Regions from separate parts of the Mus musculus genome. Here region 2 is linked to region 1. Evidence: chromatin loops called from intact Hi-C (ENCODE). Cell type or tissue: heart. All regions are shown on one strand. Each heading gives the region's core, and the rest is flanking DNA. Links, peaks and the distances in the headings are about the cores only. Region 1 overlaps Itga9 (integrin alpha 9). Region 2 overlaps Itga9 (integrin alpha 9).

Region 1 (5,376 bases), core at 254-5,253:
GCTGCTCCCCCTCAGGAGGACTGGTGTGGAGCTCGGGAGATGGACCTTGGGGAATGTACCTTCCCCATGCAAGTGTGATGACTGAATTCTTAAAATGCTGTGAGGAGGGCCTCAGTGGTTAAGAACATTGACTACTGCTGCAGAGGACTCCAACTCAGTTCCCAGAACCCACATGGTGGCTCAGAATCATCTGGAACTCCAGTTCCAGGAGATGTGACACTCTTCTGATCTCCATAGACTCCTGAACACATATGATGAATATACCACGTAGACATGTAAACAAATGAATAAATAAATGCATTTGAAAACTGCAAGTGGTGGTGTGTGCCTTTAAATCTAGCACTGGGGAGGTTGAGACAGGAGGATCCCCAGGGCTCACTGGCCAAATCAGTCTTGCCAAACTGGTGAAGTCCAGGCTCATCGAGAGTTCCTGACTCAGAAAATAAGGAGGACGGTGATAAAGGAAGACACTTAGCACTGGCCTCACACATGCACATACACATACATATACATAAATACATGCACGTGAGTGTGCAGGTGTGCACACACATACACATGCGCACATACCCATACACATGTACATGTGCACATACATACAGAGAGAGAGAGAGACAGAGAGACTTTATGTGGTAGGGGAAAGGATCTTAGAGCCCCATCACGGGTCCATAGTAAGCCACAAAATCTCCCTTCCACAGCCACATGGCTGGTAACCATGTTTATCATCTGCTTCATGTGGCTTGAGCTAAGCTGACATTCACAGTTACTGCCTGCTCTTCGCACCCAGCAGTAGCCAGTTGAGAGCGAGAAGACAAAGATCCCACCCAGCCTCTCACTGCCCATGGAGCTGGGAGTGTGTGCATGCATAGCTGAAGGGTTTCCATCAGCACCTGTGGGACTCAAAGGAAGTGGATGCTGTATTTAAAAGAGAAAATGTGTTCCTCTCTTCTCTGTGGAGGATGGAGTAGGGTTGCACATATGGTAGGTATGTTCTCAGTACTGCCCTCACTCCAGCCCTAGAGAAAGCTCTGCCTACATTGGCCTGGAGGGAGGACATACTATAACACACTTTAAGATGGACTGTGTGCTACAAGGGGATCTTAGTGAAGACTTGAGATGGAATAAGCACTGCCCTGTTTGATCTCCCTCACCTTCCATGGTCCCATCATATAGAGAGAGCCTCTTAGAAGCATCACCTGTCAATAAAAAAGATGATGGCCAATGAGCTGAGGCAGGAAATAGGAGGTGGGAGACTGGCAGGAAGAGAGAGGATTCAGGGAAATAGAGACTAAAAGGAGACTCAAGCAGGAAGATGTGAGGAGACAGACGCATGGTACCTGAACACAGCTAGCCAGCCACGTGGCAGAATGTAGGTTAAAAATAAATGGGATATTTTAAGTTATATCCAGTCAGAAAAGAGTCTAGCTATATGACCAAGGTATTTGTAAATATATTTTGAGTATGAGTCTTATTTCTGGAAGCATGGAGCTGGGAGGAAGAACCAGGCATAACTTCAACACCACTGCATGCTGGCTCAGGATCCCAGATGTATCCTGGCTCTTCCTCCCTACAACCAAACCTGCTCTGGGAGGCCATTCCTGCCCTGGACCTACTAAAGAACACGGGGAAGGTGGGAGGCACACCTGGGACATAGGAAGAGTCGGCTTTGATCTGGGTGTGGAACAGAGAGAGGGAGCAGAGGGTAGCATAACCGTAAGGCAGAGCAAGAGCACACAGAGAAGGGCCCTGAGCACACCCTCTGATGATCTATAACTTCGGAAGCACTTAGAATGGGAATAATATTCCAGATGCCTTTTCAACGTCAAGTCCAGGCACAGAGGTGAAGGATAAGAAAGAATGCCGACTGCCTTCTCCCTCCGCGTCTCTGGCTCCTCGCACCATCTGGTATATTTCAAGTTGCTGTTTTACAACATACTGTTTTGGAATGGCTGTCTTTATGATGCTTGGGTGCTGAGGTGGTCTCAAGGAAGGCCACAATGAGAGAGCATGAGGTACTCTTGTTTACCTGACAGCCTCACGACTGGGGTTTGAAAACATGGCTCTCTTTTCCTCCAAGACTGACTTTCATTTCTGAATTTCTAGTGTGGATAAAAGATGAATTCCTTGCTGCCTTCCAAATCTCAACCCTGAGTTCATATTGTACTAACACAGAGGTGACACCTGTCTCTCTTTACAGCCTCAGGGAAGCTTACCAAAACTTCAGAAACCATGGGCTTCAAGCTACGAAATGAGGACACAAAATGAATTTTGGGTAAAAGGCAGAAAATAACAACAACAACACCACAACTGGCAGCTCCTTTCATTAGGAGTCAGACTTAGTTTCCCCACGCAGCCTTATCTGCTCCAGCCAAGAGAGTTCGTAAGGACAAGTATTGTGCTACTTCTAAAGCCTGAACTACAAAGGGCTTGTTGGCTTCTACTCTAACTCAAAAACCTTGGCCAACATGCCAAAAGATCCGAGCACAATGCTGTTCTAGCTTCAGTGCCCGAGAGTGCTTGTTGACTGGCCCATCATAGCTGTGAAAGAAGGTGGGGGAAGAAAACATTTCCACGGGAAAGCAGCCTTCAACCTCCCTGCCACAGCAGAATAAGGGAGGGGCTTCCAGGTGCCTCTCAGGTTCAGACCCAGAGACAGCCAAGTGCACACAGCTACGAGTCCAGGCTTAGGGCCAGGTCATTTGTACCTCCCCATGTAAGGGCAGAGAGAATGCCCTTGAGAACTGGCTGGTAGGAAAGTGCCCCAAAGTGTCCTTTCTCGAGGGCTGGTAGACTGCAATGCGGCTCCAAGAAAGGAATGGAATGGCGAGGCAGCCCTCATGCATTGTTTGAAGAGAGGGGAAAAGCCAAGTGAGGTCAAAGCCATCCGAGTCGGACTCCGCTCCTACGGCATTGCTAGTGCCACTTCTGATTACTCAAACAAGAGGCCAAGTGGCTGCATTCACTTCGAGGTGTTTATGCTGCTCTGGCATTTTCCGACTTGTGCGCTTTGGACGGGAGTCTGTTTGCTTTCAGTCTTGGTTATTTTCTTCCACAGTGTTTGGACTCAGTCTGGGCACCTGCCATTAGAGATTGTTGCCGTCTGTACATCTTGCTGGGCCGGTCTTTTCTCATTGGGTTTTCTCCTCCCCGCTCGCCTGGCCTTTGTTGTACCAGGGCTACTGTCTGTCTGTCTGTCTGTCTGTCTGTCTGTCGTTGGTATTAACCACTCGGGGCTGCTGGCTCCACCGGTAGGTGGATGCATTTATCCCTGTACATAATCTGAACCCTCTGGAATCTTCTCCATTACTTCACACTCAGGCCTCTGCTGTTCTGGGTTGCCCCAGATATATTTGGAGATAGGGCTATCTCTATATTTCAAGGTAGCTTTTCTTTCAGCATGATGGCGCTTCTCTTCCCAGTGCTGCAAATCTACCAGATATGAAACACAGCAACAATGTCCTTCCATGTCATCTTAGGACACTCCATGAGGCACATGATTCCCTAGGGGTTACAACCTCTTGCTTTACAACCACTGTCTGTCCTTAGAGTCCCAGATTGCCCTGCTCATGCTCAGCAAACACAGCTATCCCTTTGGTGCTAAAAGGGGTCATGCAGGCTGCTGGGGCATCAAATTAATACAAATATTTCTGAAAACAGGTTGGTTTGGACTGGTGATCGCCGTCATTCCATTCACAGGTGCTGTTTTACAAATCCGGCCCTGCACTAAGCAGGTGTGGATAAGGACGCAGTTGGCTCTTCTTGAAGGGGAGGAGTCATTCCAACTCGCATCACTGCAGCTATGTAACTCACCAGGGCTGTGTGTGGCCGTGGGATGGCTCTAGGCTCCTGATGGTTGTCTTGTGTGCCTGTGCCTTCTTTCCAAATAAGCAGCTATCCAGCCCCTTCCATTTTTCACGCAAAATCCACAAAGAGGGCAAAACACACTTCACACTTCTTTAACAGTGACTTCCCCCCCCCCGTCCCCCGCAAACTTTGAACTGCTGTCCCCACTGCTTCCCACTGTTCAATAGTCTGAGTGAGAGAGGTGGCCAAGGTTGACAGATCTAGGAACAAGGCCTCTGATCTTTTCTTACTCTGCTCAGGTTCCCCACAGGCAGAGATTTGAGTCCCACCTTGGAGGCACAATGGTAAAAAGCTGTCGATCTGACTTTTATACTCCCATGTTAACCCCTACCCACAAAGTGTTTGTAAGTCCCTGCTCTGGTGGCCAGCTGTTAGCCCAGACCTCAGGCAGCCCCAGGGCTGTGACCTCACTGGCATCATTGGCAACCATGAACCCATGGGTGGTAACAGCAACCTGGACTGACTGACCCATTAGCTCACTGGCCAAGTGGCCCGTGGTTACAGCCCCAGACTTGGCCTTTACTGGCTCCTATTTCTGGGGATTTCTGCATCATGCCAGCTTTCAGTCCTTCTTGGCATCACATGCCCAGAGTAACAAATCTGAGTCCAAAGCAAGCAAAGGGAATGTCACAGTGCAAGGACAGAACACATCCTCCCCACCGAGATAACAGGTCAGGATGTCAGACTCCCTGCTTCCGCCTGGGCCACTGGGTATCTATTTCCCCTTGATTCTTCTTATGTTGAGCTTTGTACTTGGAAACCGATGGGCAGATCCCATCAGGTGCTAAGGCTGTGAGTACAGCATCAGCATCTTCCTGAACCACCCCTCTCTGAGATTAGCACAAGGGACATAGGGTCATTAGACACCTTTTCCTATGGGTTCTTGTATTCATGACACAGTTCTATAGCACCAGACTATGGTGGGCCAGTGACCAGCCTGAACATTCCTGCTTCACATCCTTTGCCTTCCTGTCAGCTCCATCCCCCAGAGACAGCGTTATCCACTCATCTGCCAACTAGAGACCTTAGGGGTTTCAGGCTACCTATTTCCCTTCATTGTTCCCCACATGCTCTATCACCAAGTTCTGGCTAATCCTGCTCCCCTGCCATCTCACAAGGAGATCTGTCCTTCATCTCCGATCCCAGTCCCACGGCACTATATGAATGAGTTGGCTGTTCAGCCTCAGCCAAATTTTCCAGGTTCTTTTGAGGCCAGCTGTGAGTAAATTTTCCTTGACAGATAGTGAGTGGAAGGCATATGACTTGTCTCTAGAGAAGGATGCCTTTCCTCTGTTCCCAAGAAGCCAAAGACTTGAAGCCCCCAAGGGAATGGGAGAGCTGGCAATGGAAGGATATGGAGTCTCCAAATCCCTATGTGGAATACGCTATCTCCAGTGAGGAAGAGCCTGGCTTGACTGACAACAACACCTCAGCTTGTTCTAACGGCCACTCTTGTGTTAAATGGGTAAATCCAAAGCTGCCTTGTTGCTAGTGGGAGTTAACTAGCATGGGAAG
Region 2 (5,376 bases), core at 109-5,108, 57 kb before region 1:
ACAGGGCCAGAGACCTCAGAGTGACCAGTCACTGTGGAATATTAAGCAGAGAGACCACATAGGTGGACACAGCATCACGGGCCAGAGCTGCCGCCTCTTTCTCAGTGTTGTAGTTCACGAGGTTAGTCTTTTCTCTCATGTGTAAATTCCCAGGAATCAGGCCAGAAACACCTGAACTCCTGCCAGGCCCACCACGGGCCTCTGCCACTTAACCATGCAGTAAGGTCATGCCTGGGTTTTCATAGTCAAGTGATTCCAGCGGGCTTTGTGATTAAGGGAAGCCAGGCACCTTCCAGGGTAGAATGTGGACTCAAAACTTTGAAAAAGAAACCTTGGAGTTGTTTTCATTCTTTCTCTAAAGCTAAAACTCTATAACCAAAACAGTAGGTTGCTGCTCCCTAAGTTATTCTTAGAAATGAAACGAAAATACAGTTTGCTAGCATGGGACCGGGTACTGTCAAACAAGCCTTTTGGAGGGCTCACAGGACTGGACGGGAGAGCCTCCTTTAGAGCTGAGGAAATCGTGAGGCAGAGAGCTGGAGGCTGGAGGAGAAGCAAGAGCCTCCGCTGCCTCCAGAGCCTACTCCTTGCCACTGCCACCAGCGTCCTTTCTGTCCCATCTGCCATAGTGCAGAGGTCCTTCCTGGTCTCCTCCTGTGAATGACACACATCCTTAGAGTGAGCTTACCAGCCCCATGAATTCTCATTAGCTCTTCTCAGAACTTTGCCAAGGTAGCCTCACACTAATTTTTAAAATTAATTTAAAAGAATTTTCATGCATATATACAATTAAACATGGTCATTTATACCTCCAATTTTTCCTTCTGACTCCCCATCCAACTTCATAATCCACCCCATCTTTCTAATAACTCACTGCCTCAGTTACTTTTCTTTTGCTGTGATAAAACACCATGACCAGGGCAACTTGTAAAAGAAAGAGTTTAATTGGAGCTCACAGTGCCAGAGGGTTTGAGTCCTTGACCATCATGGCTGGGAGCATGGCAACAGGCAAGCACTAGAGCAGTAGCTGAGAGCTTACATCTAATCCAAAATCACACACACACACACACACACACACACACACACACAGAGAGAGAGAGAGAGAGAGAGAGAGAGAGAGAGAGAGAGAGAGAGACATACAGAGACACAGACACACAGACAAACGAGCCAGAGGTAGGGAGAGACAGAGAGAGACAGAGACAGAGACACGCTAACTGGGAATGCTGTGGGGTTTTGAAACCTCAAAGCCCACCCCAACTGACTTACTTCCTTCAAAAAGTCCACACTTCCCAATCCTTCCCAAACACTTCCACAAACTGAGGACCAAACATTCAAATATATGAGTCTCCGGGGACCAAGTGCATACAAACCACCCCACCCACGAAGCCTACTTGTCACTGTCCATGTGTGAAAGGGGAGGGCCAGGGCTGTGAAACACAAACTTTTAGACTTGGCATGGTGTGGCACTTATGTCGCTCAAGCTGTGGCTGAGTGAACAAGATCAATCCAACCTAAATTCCAGCATAGGTTGGGGAGGTTCTCTCTAGGCCAGGGGTGGCTGTTGGCAGTTAATCGCTAGCTCTGGGAGGGAGAATTATTCTTTTGTACATGAGACTACTGGTAGATCTTGCATACTAATCTGGTACTGGGGACCATGTCTCCACCATGGGGTGTGACAGAGGGACCAGGAAGGAGCCTTTGTTTCCGTCTGCTCATCCTTACACTCCCAGGGTCAGAATTGGTTCCAGCACAAGTTTCTAAGGGGATATAATTCCCTGACAATTAGGAAGATCGGCCTGGACCTGATGTGTTGGTCGTTTAATCTTTCAGTGGGGTGTCAGAGGCTGGCCTCTCCTGAGGGAGTTCTATGAGCCCTCACTGAACGGCAGACAAGCACCCCGAAGCAGGCAGCAGACCATCAGCTTAATCTGGACATTTTCCGGAGGGAGAAGCTGAGTCTGAGAGAGGACCCAATCAGCGGAGGTCACCCAGCCCTGCTGGGTCTGAGCTAGAGCTAGTGTCAAATGTCCTTAGCCATCCATGCTGCCACTCTTGTATAATAAAGCCCATCATATCAGGAAGGGCTCTGGCGAGAAAGGTTCTTTTAATGACGTTCAAATAGAACAGGCCTCTGTGAAGACCTGCTGCGCAGACACGCCTGCCAAGAGTTTAAAACAATCGTGCACAGTTTGTGTGCCAGACATTCCATGGGTGCTTGTTTATTTATTGAAGAACAATCTTTCTAATTTTCAAGGAATTTTATCCTCTGATAGATTTTCCCATTAATTCTAATTTGCTTGTGCAGCCTTTTAAGTGGGTCATGCTCCTTTGCACACAGGCCCTTCGCTGCCCTTTCTAATGAAAGGGATCATTAACAGCCACCAAAAGATTTGAATCGCACCCTTTCCGTAAGCCTCATCTTCTACACTTTCATAGCTCGATGGACACACATTGCTTATTTTTTTTTTATTGAAAATTCCTCTTTAATATATCTTTGCATCGTTTGTTCTGTGTGGGTATTTTGCCTGCCTGCCTCTGTGTGTGCTGTGTGCACACCTAGTGCCCGTGGAGGCCAGAAGAGGATGTCAGATCCCCTGGAACTAGAGTCACAGACAATTGTGACCACGTGATTGCTTGGAATTGAACCTGGGACCTCCAGAAGATCAGTCAGCGTTCTCTGCAGCCCTACTAAGACATGTTAAAGCAGCTACCTTCGGAATGTATTATGGGGTCCCTAATTCTTTAGCATGAATTCATTCACTGTTCCCAATGTCAGGCAGTACTGGTAGCCAACTGGGAGTTGTGTGAAGTCCCAGATTTTTTGCTACACTTATTTTTCGGCCTCATTCCTTCCATCCAGCATGAAGACCATCCAAAGTTCCTTACTGGGGTGGACTTGATGCATATATCAACGACTTATGCTGAATCCTCATGGATGAAAACTCCACTTCTTTCCAGATAAGTTGTTCTAAAGATTCAACAGGAAGAACCTGAGGAGGCTGAAGGACGTTGGTGATGGATTTTTTCCATCACTGGATATTTTTCAATGTTCCTAAAGATCTCAGCTGTGATCTTACGTGGAAGTAAAAGCTACATGCCAGAGATCATGCTTTCCTCTTGCTACCAGCATCAACGGGTAAGTGAAAGATGCTAACTGCACAACCACTAAGTACGTCCCAGTCAATTATACTCATGTAAATCAGATTGGTTACTACACACACACACACACACACACACATACACACACACACACACACACACACATACACACACACACACACATACACACACACACATACACACACACACATACACACACACACATACACACACACACATACACACACACATACACACACACACACATACACACACACACATACACACACACACACATACACACACACACATACACACACACATACACACACACACACATACACACACACACATACACACACACACACACACACCCCTCACTGAAGCCTGGAGATGTGGCTGAGGGGTAGAAAGCTTACCTAGCATATGTAAGGCTTTAGGTTTAATCCCAATACCAAAAAGAAAAACCACAGTGATAGTGCCAATTTCTTCAAAACCCTCTTGTAAATTATTAAGTGGGGTGGGTAGGGAGGGGGCTGGGGGAGTAGAAAGAATATGACCAAAATATGGTGCATGAAAAAGTTACAAAATATCTTAAGTAGCCTTGTAAGTGTTGAGAAATGGCAAGACAAGAACGCATCCAAGTGGATTTCCCCCACAATGTAATTTTTAAATTTTACTTAAATCTGATGTCCAAGGCTTACCCGTCAGGCAAGAGACTACCACTTGACACATGTGATAAGAAGGTGAGCCTTAGAGCTTTGGGAGAACAGGAACATCTTAGCATGGGCTACCCTAAAAAGAGACAGGTTTGAAGCAAGTAGTATTTCAGGAGAGATCTCCAAAACTCACACAGGGAAGGCTATACTAAGAAGTAGGCAACGGTGAGGGTCGTGGCATGAAGCCAGTGACCTCTCTGGGTGCCTGGGACCTTGAAAAGCACAGCCTCAAGTTATCCCATTTGGGATAAGGAATATCTGTGCACTGACTCCAGACAGTCCCTGGATGAGGGTGTTGTAGCAGTGGGAGGTGGTACCCATTCCAAGCAACATTGATGGGTGGAAGAGATGCAGTTTCTGATATCAGGAACAAGGCCAGAAACTCAGGACTGGGAGAAAAGGGATCTAGGTAGCAAGGATTCTGTCTGGGGGGAAACCTGTCACTAGGAAGATGCAGACACTAGTTAATCCTGTTACTTCTGAAAAAGAGGGATCCAGGCTCCTCTGGAAGGAGCCCCAGGCTCTGGATAACACATAACCTTTAACCTCTGTGGTCCATGGATGACTTCCACAAGGGTACCTCCCAGGTATCATAGTTCCCTTCTCTTGTTTGTATATTTAAGTAGTGCATGTACGTGTGTTTGTAGGATGGCAGTCAGAGGTCAACCTTAGATGTCATCCATTCCCCGGGAGCCATCTACCTTGCTTTTTGAGACAGGGTCTCCAACTGGCCTAGAACTCACTGAGTTGGCTGATCTGCCTGGCCATTGAGTTCCAGGGATCTGACTGTCTCTATGTCCCAGCATGAGATCACACTGGGAGCTGAGAGAGTAACAACCAGAAATAAGATAGAGCTATAATCCCTGAAGCCTGCCCCTGTGCAAGGCTACGCACCTAAAGGTTTTATAAAGGTTCCATAATCTCCCCAGCACTGGCACCAGCTGGGGACTGAGCATTCGAATATTTAGGCCTGTGGGGGACACTTCACATTCAAGTCACAATGTTGCTGGCTGGGAGGCAGGGCTTCACTGTCAGTCTGTGTCTTCAAGTGTCAATTTTCATGTTCTACATAAAACAGCCTTAAATAGGACATCAATACTAATCCTATAATAATAACGTTTTTATTGTAGCATATTATTATAGTTACTCTGGTCTATTGTTAGTAATTTACCTGTCTAACTTGTGCATATAGAAAGAAAACATGGTTTATGTGACAGCTATTCGTGGTTGTCAACTTGACTACATCTGGACTAAAATCTAAAATCAAAACATCTGGGTACACCTGTGAAGGATTTTTCTTGATTGAATAATTTAAGGCGGGAAGACACACCCTAAATCCAGATTTTTTTGAGGTAGGAAGACCCACCTTAGATCTGGGCCATGCCTATAAAGGGCCAGGAGGAAGGAAGCCTTTGGTCTTTGTGTGCCACCTCTCTCACTGACCTTCACTGACATTAGAGCATTCTTGTTCAAGACTCTGGCATATACTGAAGACAAGACCAGCTGAGACATATGGACTTGTGGACTGAACAAATATTGGATTCTTGGACTTTCTATT

The links. Peaks named below come from ENCODE experiments on the same cell type or tissue, not always from the same donor. Only the 100,000 strongest peaks of a DNase experiment are listed, where the experiment ranks them.
Region 2: a loop joins it to region 1, with 2.2 times the contacts of the local background. A loop is called at or near these places in 1 of 42 quality-filtered maps.

The regions. Positions count from the first base shown.
Region 1 is chr9:118,738,869-118,744,244 of GRCm38, reverse strand. All of the region lies in intron 15 of Itga9 (integrin alpha 9), which reads right to left. Among named protein-coding and RNA genes, the nearest start is that of Gm39454, 110 kb to the left of the region's middle. In heart, for the core only: no CTCF peak of the experiment used is centred there; DNase peaks (open chromatin) are centred at 2,684, 4,344 and 4,954; H3K27ac peaks cover 1,934 bases.
Region 2 is chr9:118,796,051-118,801,426 of GRCm38, reverse strand. All of the region lies in intron 17 of Itga9 (integrin alpha 9), which reads right to left. Among named protein-coding and RNA genes, the nearest start is that of Gm39454, 52 kb to the left of the region's middle. In heart, for the core only: no CTCF peak of the experiment used is centred there; a DNase peak (open chromatin) is centred at 2,046.